2 separate regions of the Homo sapiens genome follow, and region 1 is linked to region 2. The links are chromatin contacts, found by Hi-C or POLR2A ChIA-PET in ENCODE. All regions are on one chromosome and are shown on one strand. The core of a region is the stretch at or near the end of the contact, and the rest is flanking DNA. Distances in the headings are between cores, read along the strand shown.

Region 1 (6,430 bases), core at 2,597-5,096, 35 kb after region 2:
TACTACCTCTCAAAGAAAAGAGAGCTGATGGTTGCTGCAGATTTAGATGCCCTTTGGTCTTTAATGGTCTTTAATTCGATCTTTCATTCCTCACCTCCCTGGGAATGTCTCCCACTCTTTTATGGCACAAGCCTTCAGGGACTGAACAGTAACTTTTCTCCAATGGGCTGGTGGAGCTGAAAGAAAAGAGATTGGCAATGTCAGGGAAGGCCGGGATCCGCAGCTCTACAAACCCGGCAGCCCTCTCCAGTGAGCACAATGGCATAATGGCCACCACCCAGCTGAGCCCAGGCGAGTACAGAGACCATTCATTGTCTGTCCTCAACCACCAAAGAAGGAAGGAAAAAAACAGGGTTGAGGTCATTCACTAAACACTGACGAGGCCTATAGGCAAGGCAGAGACTGAGTCTTGAATGATATATTTTTCCATATAGCCTCTCTTAAAAAACGGATTTACACTTCAGTACATCTGCTCATCCTGCAGGATCTATTTTTAATGCATAAATATACACAAAGAACAATAGATAAGAGCTTTGTAGTTTTCAATGGATAAAATGTGACTATTTCCATCAAGTTACCAAAAAATTTCACAAATAAGTGGCTTTGTTGACAGGTAGTGCCATCAAATATATTCTTTTAATTACATATTTATGTTCTTATAAATATAGAATATAGGACAAATCGTAGCAACCAAAAAAGTAAAATAAAAACACAAATTCCCCTAAAAACTAGAATGTATACTTGAACTAGATTTTCCTATCTTCCTTTTCTACTAGAATTCTAAAAATACATGAAAATTCACCTGCTTTGATCTTTGCACAGAAACACATTAAAAGCCAATCATTAAATAAGTTACTCTGGCTAAAGCCCTGAAAGTCAAACCTTCCCTACAAAGCTCCAGTGATTTGGTTCTCTGAACCAACCAGGTAATTTGGAGGATTTAGTTAGGTCTTCAGTACACACTGTTTCAAGGAGATCTGCTGGACACTGCAGCAAAATAAGTGAAGGTATGGTGAGAAATCTGAGTGAGATAGATTGAGTCATATGCGGTTCCAAGGAATCTCTCTGTACATGCAATAATAACCCTATCACAGAAGATGTCTTCCAATAATACACACAACAGTAAGAACTTCCTCACTAAGACAAAGAATATAATAGGGTTTTGTTGAGGGCTGGGCTTCCTGCCCCACCTACTTGGGCAGCCCTGCCCCCATCCCTGGCTGGTTGCTGAGGCTGGCAAGCTCATCTGGCTTGATGCCCTCATGGCCTCCCTCCTGTGTCTTTGCATGGTCCCTGCTTAGTGATTTGGACATCAAAGATGGCTCAAGTCCAAATGGCCTTCTTCCACCTGCAGACATCCAAGCTCCATCTTGGGCAGGACACAGGCCTACTCAAGTGCACATGCCACTGTGTTCAGAAAGCCTGCATCTCCCCGTCTATAATAGCTACAGTTAAAACTGATAGGCAAGGGAGCCAAAAAACTGAGTTTTATTTTCTTTTCATTCCCTCAATCCCCAACCCCAATTTACCCTCTTCTGGATGTTGTAATAAGTACTGTCACAAAGAAGGCATAGCATGGGGAAGGAGTAAGGCTGAAAGGATGCAGTTAACAATTCTTTTTTTCATACAAATGACATTCCACCCACAGAAGGGCATTGTTTAATTTGTCAGCAAGTGTGATGAATTTGTGAATGGGTTTATTTGCAAGTTCTCTGAATCCCCTTGTGACTAATATCAGAATCAAAAGTGAAATATGAGGCCAGGAACAAAGTTACCCTCTGACTCAGGAACACAACAAGCAATGGGATGACTGAGAATGACATAATGATAACATAGTTCAAAAGAGGAAACAGATAAGTTTGTTTCACAGCAAGCATGTCCTTCATAAGCAAAACCTAGTGTGACCATAAGGTAATAAGGGTTGAATAGGCAGGTTCTGCAAATTAAGAGCATAACAGCAAAAACCATGGCTAGTTTAAAGTAGTTAAGATCGCTAGTACATTTCAGGCGTCTTATTTCAAATTTACTTTTTTCTATAAACATATTCACGGTAATTCCATGTTAATCTCTCTTTTCTGAATTTATAGGCACTCACTATGCCTCATTTACTTGGGCACTTACTCAGTTACCTGTAGGCATGGATTCTACAATCTACTCCTTTTAAGTTTCCTATTTTCCTTCCAGCATAAAAATAATAGCTAATATTTCATGCTCTTAGATGCTGCTGAAATTGTTGAGCTTGTCTGTTGTTTCCTGATAACGTTCTCTCCTCCTGCATCTACTCCCCAAAATCTCTGAGGACCTAGTAACTCAAAAAACTGACTATAAAGCACCAAATCTTTTCAGGAAGCAAATATTTAAATACATTATGTTTTCAAAGATCTTTTCAATTCATCTGATATTTGATCAACTACATTCTTTTTTCACTTGTCCAGCTGTTCCGTGGCTGAATTTCCTCTTGTAGAGAAGTTGTTCAAAAAAAGTTCTGTACCTACTTTGCAAACTCTCCAATTTACACTCTAGCCTTAACTGTTCAAAACTTTCCCCCGTCATTCTCATCTCACCCTATCCTTTAAAAAAAAACCCAAAATGATTAATCACCATCTATAGAACAGTTTCAGAATGAACATTTCTCTCTGGAACTTTAGTTTGTATACTTCCCCAGCACAGCAATGAACACACAGAGGGGATTTATACACCTGTGAACTTGCTTTCAGTTATGCTTATTCCAAGTTACTAACCAGCAGTCTTTAAAAATATATGGTTTCTGTTCACATTGAAATTACAAAGAGACTGTTATTCCGATAAATTATGCTAGCAAAAATAGTATTTTTAAAGGGTAGCTCTCATCCTACAATTCATGGGGGCTGTGAGCATAAATAATCCTAGAAGTGTTGCGTTACTAATCTTTAGTCTAGATTTTTTAAGTAATATTGTTCTGATTTGAGATGAAGAACAGCTGAATACACAGCCTAGCCTGTCAAACGAGTTTAAAAACATCATTCCTGAAAAAAATAAAATTGTTCAGAACCATCTGATCTGTACTAAGGGAACATCAAGATTTCAGAGCTAAAATGCACTTCGTTGGCCACTGGTTCAATTACAGCTCATTACTGATAAGTGGGCAGAGACACAAGGCCCATAAACTGTAGGCGCCAGATGTCTCAAGATAACTCCCACCAAAAGCTGACCTCCTGCAGAGGTTAAAGTGCAAGAGAAAAGAAAGAAACCCGAATTTTTGAGCAGAGAGGGCAATATCCTAGACATCCTTCAAGTATGTGGCTGTCCTGGGCGATCTTCTATTCAGATACTGGACTGGATGGGCAAAATCCGAATTCACCTACAGACCTTAACACGGTGGTTCTCGGCACCCCAGAATCACCTGGGCAGCTTTAAAAACTACCGATGCCAGGGCCCCACTATTAGAGATTCTGATTTCATTGGTCCGGGATGGGGGCCCGGGGATCAGAATTCTTAAAGAGTCGTCCAGTGATTCGGAAGCACTGCAGAGCTGAGAGCCTCTGGGACTGGTCCCCTCTCACAATTAACCTGCAATGATTTAGGAATCTCATGGGCCTCCGGCCCCACCTTTTGTCGCGGGATTAAGATAATTATGAGAGCAACGTGACGTCCAAGACCTCGGCTCTCTGCGCATCAGAAGAAGCCAGGGCCCGGGGCGTCTAAGCTCCTCCCTCACTCCCCAAAGGAAACCCAGCCGTCCCCGAAGTCACCTCGTGGGCGCGCAGCTTGCGGATCCTGGGCGTTGGCCGCGCAGGGGCCTAGTTTTCCTTGGAGAGACAGAGGGGGAGTGGGGGACGCGAGGGAGGCGGCTGTTGCCGGGGCGACTGGAAGCGCGCTTCCGGTGCGGAACACGTGGCGTGGCGCGGCGCGCCGGAAGTCCCCCCCTGTGTCGCGGACGTCACGTTCGCACCGCAGGCGGTGCAGTGCTGGAGGCCGGAAGCTGCCTGCTAATCGGCTACCCCGAGTGGAGCGCCGGGGCGGCAGGCGTGGGATGGCTGCGGGTGGCGGGGCCGGCGGAGAGGGAGCTGCACCGGGCGGGGCACTGGGACTGTGGCGGGCACCCGCGCCGGGGGTCGGACGGTGCTTCTGCACCGGCGAGATAAGGGTCGCTTCTGCACCGCCCGGGTTTCCAGCCTTTAACTTTTTGTCCTTTCCTCAGCTTTCTTCGTTTTCCTTCCCTTGTCTTTACTTAGCCTTTTCTTTCTTCCTTTCTGTTTTCTTTCTTAACTAAAACAGTTTTAGTTTCTTAATTTGTCCCAGCGTAAAACACCCAGTCTTTGAAAATAGATTAACCCAGATCTCAGTTTGAGTGCGAGTCCAGTGCTAAGTTTGTAACTTCCCCAAGCCTCGTGTGTCTCATCTATAAGATATGCATAACCTAATGCAGAGTGCCTGATGCATTGCAGCAGACAAAACATTAGTACTAATATGTTTGTAATTATAACCATCACAGCAATACCTGCCCTGTTAACATTACAAGAGTCATTAACAAGAACCAAGCATAAACAATTAGAAGTCTTACGTGACATATCATTTCTGGGGCAATTACCATATTTAATACTTTCTGGGAATTTATTCCAAGGAAAAACAGGTACGAACCAGATAGATGTTTATTACAGAATTATTTTAAAAAGTGAAAATTGGAAAAGACCTAAATGCCCAACAAGGAAATGGCTAAGTCAATTGGGTGGTATTAATGACGTGACATTACTGTATTATTCCTGGACTACAGAAGAATTAAAATGGTATAGAAGAATATTAACTTTAACAAATATTTACTGGATGCCGGCTATGTGCCAAGTATTCTATGTTAGCGCTGTCCATTGTAACCACTACATGTGGCCCTGAGAACCTGAATTGTAGTAGTCTGAACTGAGATACACTGTAAGGGTAAATTACACTCTAGATTTTGAAGAAGAATGAGAAAAAGAATGTAAAATACCTCAATTTCTTTATAGTGATAACATCTTAGAGAAGGACTATTGAGGTTAAAGACTAAAATTTGATCTTTATCTTTTTACTTTATTAGTGTGGCTACTAGAACATTTAAAATTATATATGTGGCATGCATTGCATTTCTATTGTACCGTGGTATTCTATTTACCGGATACACAGTAGTAAACAATACAGTTTTGGGGCTCATAAAATTAAATCTTTTGTGTAGAACATAGACAATAAGCAGATAAATAGAATTGTATGTTGTGGTGAGTTATATGAAGACAGTATAGCAGGGTAAGGGCCAGAAAGTATGTGTATATAGAGGGGGATTATTTTAGAAAAGATTATTCCTCCACCTCAGAAAATGGATGTGGGAGGAAATGAGATATCTATGGATAGAAGCAGGAGATGGTAGGAGGGTGAAGTCTTATGGGAAAAGTCAGGTGTGGATTGAGACAGATAAGTCAGATGGGGCCTGGTGCAATCTCTACCTCAAGGAAGAAGCCAGCATCTAGAGAGGCAGGAAAGAAAGATGGAGAGGGGTAAGATAGGGAGAAAGAGCTTAGGGGGTTCCTGGGAAAGGCAGAAGGATGCAGGCCTAGAGTGGATATAGTTCAGGTAGAGTGATTCCTGGTTCTATGAATGAAAAAATACAATATATATGGTATACTATGGCATTAGATAGAATATTAGTTGGCTGCTGTCACAGAGACCCAGAAGAGGAGTGGCTCAAACTGTTGAGAAGTGTATTTCTATCTCATGGCAGTCTGGGTGTAAGGAGTCCAGAGTATGGCAGCTCCACCTGTCTCATAGCTCCACCCTCCCTGGTTTCTTGCCTTGGCCCACATGGTCCAAGATGGTGCACCACTGCACCTTTCAGCCAGTGGGAAAGAGAAAGCCAAGGGCATGCCCTTTCCCTCTAAGGATTTCTCCACCTTGGCACTATTCACATTTGGGGTTGGATAATTCTGTGTTTTGGGGGTTGTCCTGTGCATTGTAGGAGTTTTAGTAGCATCTCTGGTCTCTACTCACAAGATGCCAGTACTGTCTCCCAGTTGTGACAGCCAAAAATGTCCTCAGACATTGCCAAATGTCTCCTGGGCTGGGGGAGGAGGGGGCAAAGTCACCCCCAGTTGAGAACCACTGCTTTAAGAGTACTACCCAGAGGCGGCCCACAGCACTTCTGATCACTTCCTACTAATGGCCTGAACTTCATTACTTAGCCCTCCTAAGGGTGCAGGAGCTTGGAATTGTCTTTTTCAGATGGCCAAGTGCCCAGCTAAAAGTTGACTAAAGAAGAAAAGAAACTAGCTGATTCTCCCATACCCTTGTTGCTGCAGGGAATGGAAATTCTGTAGCTGATTGAGGATGTAGTCCTGTTCTTTTCATCTTTAAGTCTGAGTTTTAGTCATTACTCACTTTAACTCACTTGCATAAAAATACTGGTGGTGGGGAACACTAAGCACCTAAG
Region 2 (5,647 bases), core at 1,619-4,118:
ATGAAGAGAAGCTTGAAGTTGGCTGTGAAAATGACTCCAAAATGTCAGTGGCTTGAAACAGCAAAGATTTATTTCTTGCCCACAGTACTCGTCTACTGGCCATGAAGCTGAGGCTGAACTCAACATCCTCATTCATGAAGCCTGATGGGAACTCAGACTTTATTCTCTGGCAGTTTTTAATCTCTACCAATAAACAAGTGAAAGATATACATGTATACAACGTAAATGTCAAATAATCCTTCACAAACTTAAGACTTAAAAAAGTAGTAGTCCTGTGCCTCACCTCTCCACACCTTATTCTGACTCTCAGAGGCCACCATTTTCAGGTGGTGACAAATGCTGTGGGAGAAATAAAGGCATCAGAGGGGTTAAGGAGTGCCCTGCTGTGGAGGCATTGCAGTTTTAAGTAGAATATTGAGAAAGTGACATTTAAGAAAAGGATGCAGGGAGTGATTTACATGGATACCCAGCAGGCAAGCTGTATAGGTAGAGAAATGTCAAAATCCAGGGGTGGGAGTGTTCTGGGCTGTTCTGGATCAGTGCTCCTCACATAGAGGGGTAGAGGAATCCCCTGAGGGTCTTGATGAAATGCAGACTCTCATTCAGTGGGGCCGGAGAGGGACCTGAGACTCTGCATTTCTATTGAGCTCCCAATTGATGCTGATGTTACTGGTCTAGGGGCCACATTTTGAGAAGCAAGGTCCTAGAAAAAGTTAGGAAGTCAATGGGGCTGGAGCAGAATGAGAGAAATGGGTGAGTAGAAGGAACCGATGACAGAAAGATAATAGGGGTCCAGATCGTGCCATGCTTGTAGGCCACTGTAAGGGCTTGAGCTCATATTGCAAGTGACACAGGAGCAGAAAAGTGACGATCTGGCTTATGTTTTAGAATAGATTGTAGGAGGGCAAAGGCAGTTAGGAAGCTATGGAACTAATCCAGGTGAGAGATGGTGATGCTTTGGACTAGGAGGAGGTGGTGGGATGGGAGAAGTGGGGAGATCCAGCAGGCTTTCTGATAGGTTGGTTGGAGGCATGAAAAAGGAGTTGCTTGAGCACCTTGAAGGGTGGAGTTGCCATTTCTGCACCATCTCTTACATCTATCTTCTCTCTCCAGTTCCACTGCCACTTCTCCAGGTTAGGCCCCATCAATTCGCATTACTGTCATCGCCTTTGAACAGATACTATAAACATATTTGTCTTGAGAAATGGCTTTGTTCATTCCTAACCTTTGTAAAGACCTTGTGGTTGCTCACAGCATCCATGGTTTAGCAGGGAGGACCCTTCATGAACTGGCTCTTCTCCATGCTTCTATGTCATCACTCTGCTTCATGAACTAATTGTTCTAGCCCAGGGCTTCATGACTGTCTCCCCATCATGATGCACAGGATATAGGGGGTGTTGAGCTGTGAGATATTTGCAAACACTGGCACAGTCACCTTAAGGCCACCACATTGTCTCCCAGTCAAATGCTTTAATCTGCTTTTGTTGTGTATACTTTTTTTTTTTTTTTTTTTTAAAGAGACAGGATCTCATTCTGTTGGAGTGAAGTGGTATGACCTCCTGGGCTCAAGTGATCCTTCCACATCAGCCTCTTGAGCAGCTGGGACTACAGGCATGCACCACCATGCCTGGCTAATTAAACAAAAAAAATTTTTTTTATAGAGATGAGGTCTCATCATGTTGCCCAGGCTGGTCTGGAACTCCTGGCCTCTAGCAATCCTCCCACTTCAAGCCTCTCAAACTACTAGGATTACAGGTGTGAGCCACCATGCCTGGCCTGGATGTATATAGTTTAAGAAAGCAAACCATTTGTAAACTTTCCTTCACTGTTCTTTTATCATTATATCAAATTATTTACATCTGTGCTACTCAATGTGCAGTCTATAGACCAGAGCATCACCTGGGAGCTTGACAGAAATACATGTTCTTGGACCCCACCCCAGACCTACTGAATGAGAATCTCTGACAGCAGGGCCCAGGAATCTGTGTTTTAATGAGCTCCCCAGGATATTCTAACACATACTAAAGTTTGAGAAGTAGTACCTGTCATACCTCAAATTAAACATCAGTAGGTCCCCACACCATAGTTGAGAACAGCCAACTTAGCCTAGTGGGTGCAACTCTGGCTGTACAGGAATCACCAGGGAAGCTTTAAAAAACAAAACCAAAACCAGCAATGGCTGGGCCCCGATGACCAGCGATTCTGCTTTAATTGGTCTAGGGTGGGATCCAAGTGACTCTAACATGCAGCCAGGTCTGAGAACCTCGCAAGCTGGCAGACGGATCTCCATTCTGTTTCCAACACACAGCCGTATTTTCTGCCTTGCACTGTTCTCTCTTCCTGGAGTGCTTGTTTGTGCCATCTCCATGTTGCCAACTCTATTCATTCCGGGAAGCTGAGCCCAGACTCAACTCCCACACACATTGGCCCCCGAGCTTCTCCTCCCCTCAGTTCCTGCTGCATCTGAGCTGCACTGTCCTCACTAACCAAAGTCTCTACTACCTTTGTCACATTTGTTACTCAGTTTTGTTACTTTAAAAATTTTTTACTACATAATGTTTGGTGTAATATCCATTTCTGATCTCTTTTATATCTTTGCAGTGACCCAGAAAATGGTGGATGGATGCTTAAAATATGTTTGTGGTGAAAGAACAGTTCCAGTAGCATTGGAGAGAATTCACATTTTATTGAAACCTCATGGGTGGCTGCTATGGCACTTGTGGCCAAATGTGACCCTTACATTGTACTCTTGTTAAAATGAGGCCTCATTCCATGAAAAACTGTTCCTCAAACTGTCCCATGGAGTATTTGTGGTCAGCATATATGAATACCATTCTATAGAACAACTGTTCTTTGACCAGAAAATAAAAATTAAGAAATACTACAAACCACACGATTTCTGCATGTATTAGTCAGGGTTCTCTAGAGGGACAGGACTAATAGGATAGGTGTCTATATGAAAGGGAGTTTATTACGAAGAATTGACTCACACAATCACAAGGTGAAGTCCCACAACAGGCTGTCTGCAAGCTGAGGAACAAGGAAGCCAGTGGTGGATCAGTCAGAGTCCCAAAACATCAAAAGTAGGGAAGGCGACAGTGCACTTAAGTGCCCACTGGACCATGCTGGTTCTGTCACCTGCAATTATAGGAAAACCTCCTCTTCTCCTTTTCTCTTCTTGAATTTGTTAGCTCACTCAATGGCGACATTACCCCCAATCTCCCAAGCCAGGGGCTCAACTCCCTATCAGGATGGTAAAGTATAGCACAGAGGCAAGGGCTCAGAAAGACTTGAAACCTGGGTTCAATCTTCACCCCTCAATGACGCTTTCTAGCTTGCTGGCTTTGGACAAGTTACTTAATCTAAGTTCATTTCTGTATCTGGGAAATGAGAAATTGACTCCCAGTGTTGTGCTGGGATGAAATAAGGTAGCATATGTAAAGTGTTCAGTGCACAGCAAGCTCGTATTATTACACTCATCACTAACCAATCACACATTTCCCATCTCTATTGGTTTCCTGTTACTGCTGTGACAAATTACCATAAACTCAGTGACTTAAAGCACACAGATATGTCCTTTTATAGTTCTGGAGGGCAGAAATCTGAAAGGGGTCTTACTGGGCTAAAATCAAGGTGTTGGCAGGGCTGCATGTCTTCTGGAAGTTCTAGGGGAGAATCCGTTTTCTTGATTTTTCTGGTTTCTAGAGACTGCCAGCATTCCTTGATATATAGCCCCTTCCTTTCATTACTCCAACCTCTGCTTCTCACATTCCTTCTTTGACTCTGACCCACCTCCCTCCCTCTTATAAGGACCCTTGTGATGACATTGGGCCCACTTGGAGGATACAGGATGCTCTCTCCATGGCAAGCTCCTTAACTTGGTCACATTTGCAAAATCTTTTGCGATGCAAAGGAATGTATTCACAGGTTCCACATTGTGGAACGCTGGACACACTGGGGGGCCTATCACACCATCTCAAGGACCCACGTAGGTCAACATCCATGCCTACCCTGTCATTTTCTAACTTCCCACTCTGTTTGAAGCTAATGTGAAGCTCAGTCAAATCTAGCTGGCAATGAGGAAGAGCAGTCTGAAGATCAGCATATCTGGTAAATCTGCAATGCTTGTCTTGTATGTCCATTATATAAAATGGGGACATTACGACATTTGGAATATTTAAAATGGAAAAGAGAAATCATAGAACCTACTATTTTTAAGGATTTGAAGGCCTACCACATGGATGCGATCTTGTGCTTCTGTGTCCACAAGATGGTCCTCTATTAAGTATAATATTGAATTGACTAGCCATTAAATCTCCTTCCAACTCTGTGATTCTCAAAGTCATAAGACAAGGGCTAATTGTATATCTGTATTAGTTCGTTTTCATAATGCTGATAGAGACATACCCAAGACTGAGCAATTTACAAAAGAAAGAGATTTAATGGACCTACAGTTCCACGTGGCTGGAGAGGCCTTGCAATCATGGCAGAAGGTGAAAGGCCTGTCTCACATGGCAGCAGATTTGTGAGACTTATTCACTATCATGAGAACAGCATGGGAGAGACCTGACCCCATGATTAAATGACCTCTCACTGGGTCCCTCCCGCAACACATGGGAATTCAAGATGAGAGTTGGGTGAGGGTACAGCCAAACCATATCAATATCCATAGTTACATAGGAGCTTGGCAAAGAAATAGAATCTTAATCCTATACTCTAAGCAGTAAAATTCTATAAGCTATCATGTGAAAAGGAACACAAAAGGGGTGCAGTAGATTACTTGCAAAAAAGGCTGCAATAATTTCTCCCATCCCTGTATGCACATCCTCTTGCAATGTGACTCAAAGCTCTTCCCATCAAGAGGTGGAGCCTATTTTTTCACCCCTCGAATCTGGGCTTGGCCATGTGATCTGCTTTGGGCAATGGGACATCAGAAAATATGAAGAAAGCAGAGGCTTATAAAACGCTTGCATGCTGTGGCTTGTCTTTTTTTTTTTTTTTTTTTTTTGAGACAGAGTCTCTCTCTGTTGCCAGGCTGGAGTGTAGTGGCGATATCTCGGCTCAGCTCACTGCAACCTCCACCTCCCGGGTTCAAGCGATTCTTCTGCCTCAGCCTCTGGAGTAGCTAGGACTACAGGTGTGCGTCACCACGCCCAGCTAATTTTTGCATTTTTAGTAGAGATGGGGTTTCACTGTGTTGGCCAGGATGGTCTCAATCTCCTGAACTCGTGATCTGCCCACCTTGGCCTCCCAAAGTGCTGGGATTACAGACATGAGCCACCGTGCCCGGCTGGCTTGTCCTCTTTTGTTGCTTTTGGGACCCTTGTTATAACTACCATGGGAACAAACTCAGGCTAGCTTGCTGGAGACATGTGGCCCAGTTGCTCCTATTACTTTAGCAGATAACCATAAGACAGCCAGCTCCAAACCCCAGATATGTGATTGAGGCCATCCTAGACTAACCAGCCCCTGGCTGACCCATCAGCTGACTGCATCTATAAGAGTGAGCCCAGGGGAGACTGGCAGAAGACCCACCTAGCTGAGCCCAGCCTAAGTTGCCAACCCACATAAAAAATGGTTAAGTCACTAAGTTTGGGGACGAGTTGTTATGTAACAAAAGCTAACTTACACAAGGGGCAATTTTTCT

The links. A loop is a pair of places that touch in the nucleus more often than their neighbours do. ChIA-PET counts read pairs that join two places held with the same protein, here RNA polymerase II (POLR2A). Pooled maps may share reads with other maps.
Region 1: a loop to region 2 is called in a map of mammary epithelial cell, with 5 times the contacts of the local background. The contact joins the promoter of GEMIN8 here to the enhancer-like site in region 2. A Hi-C loop is called at or near these places in 2 of 168 maps with a recorded cell type or tissue (dorsolateral prefrontal cortex and mammary epithelial cell), 6 of 37 single-sample maps with no recorded cell type and 14 of 50 pooled maps. POLR2A ChIA-PET finds 5 or more read pairs at or near these places in 3 of 52 experiments (CD4-positive, alpha-beta T cell, IMR-90 and WTC11).

What each region holds. Positions count from the first base shown.
Region 1 is chrX:14,026,046-14,032,475 of GRCh38, forward strand. It overlaps GEMIN8 (gem nuclear organelle associated protein 8), which reads right to left and starts at 3,847. Exons shown (of 5, transcript NM_001042479.2): 1 at 3,732-3,847; 2 at 95-176. RefSeq lists enhancers at 3,436-3,936, 3,937-4,437 and silencers at 3,814-4,013, 4,048-4,187.
Region 2 is chrX:13,991,948-13,997,594 of GRCh38, forward strand. It overlaps a transcript of GEMIN8 not described here. Among named protein-coding and RNA genes, the nearest start is that of GEMIN8, 35 kb to the right of the region's middle. Within about 2 kb of position 2,869, at least 3 of the 41 ENCODE cell types and tissues checked have a DNase peak (open chromatin) inside an H3K27ac peak, as active enhancers do; they include dorsolateral prefrontal cortex and mammary epithelial cell, where a contact is called at or near this core.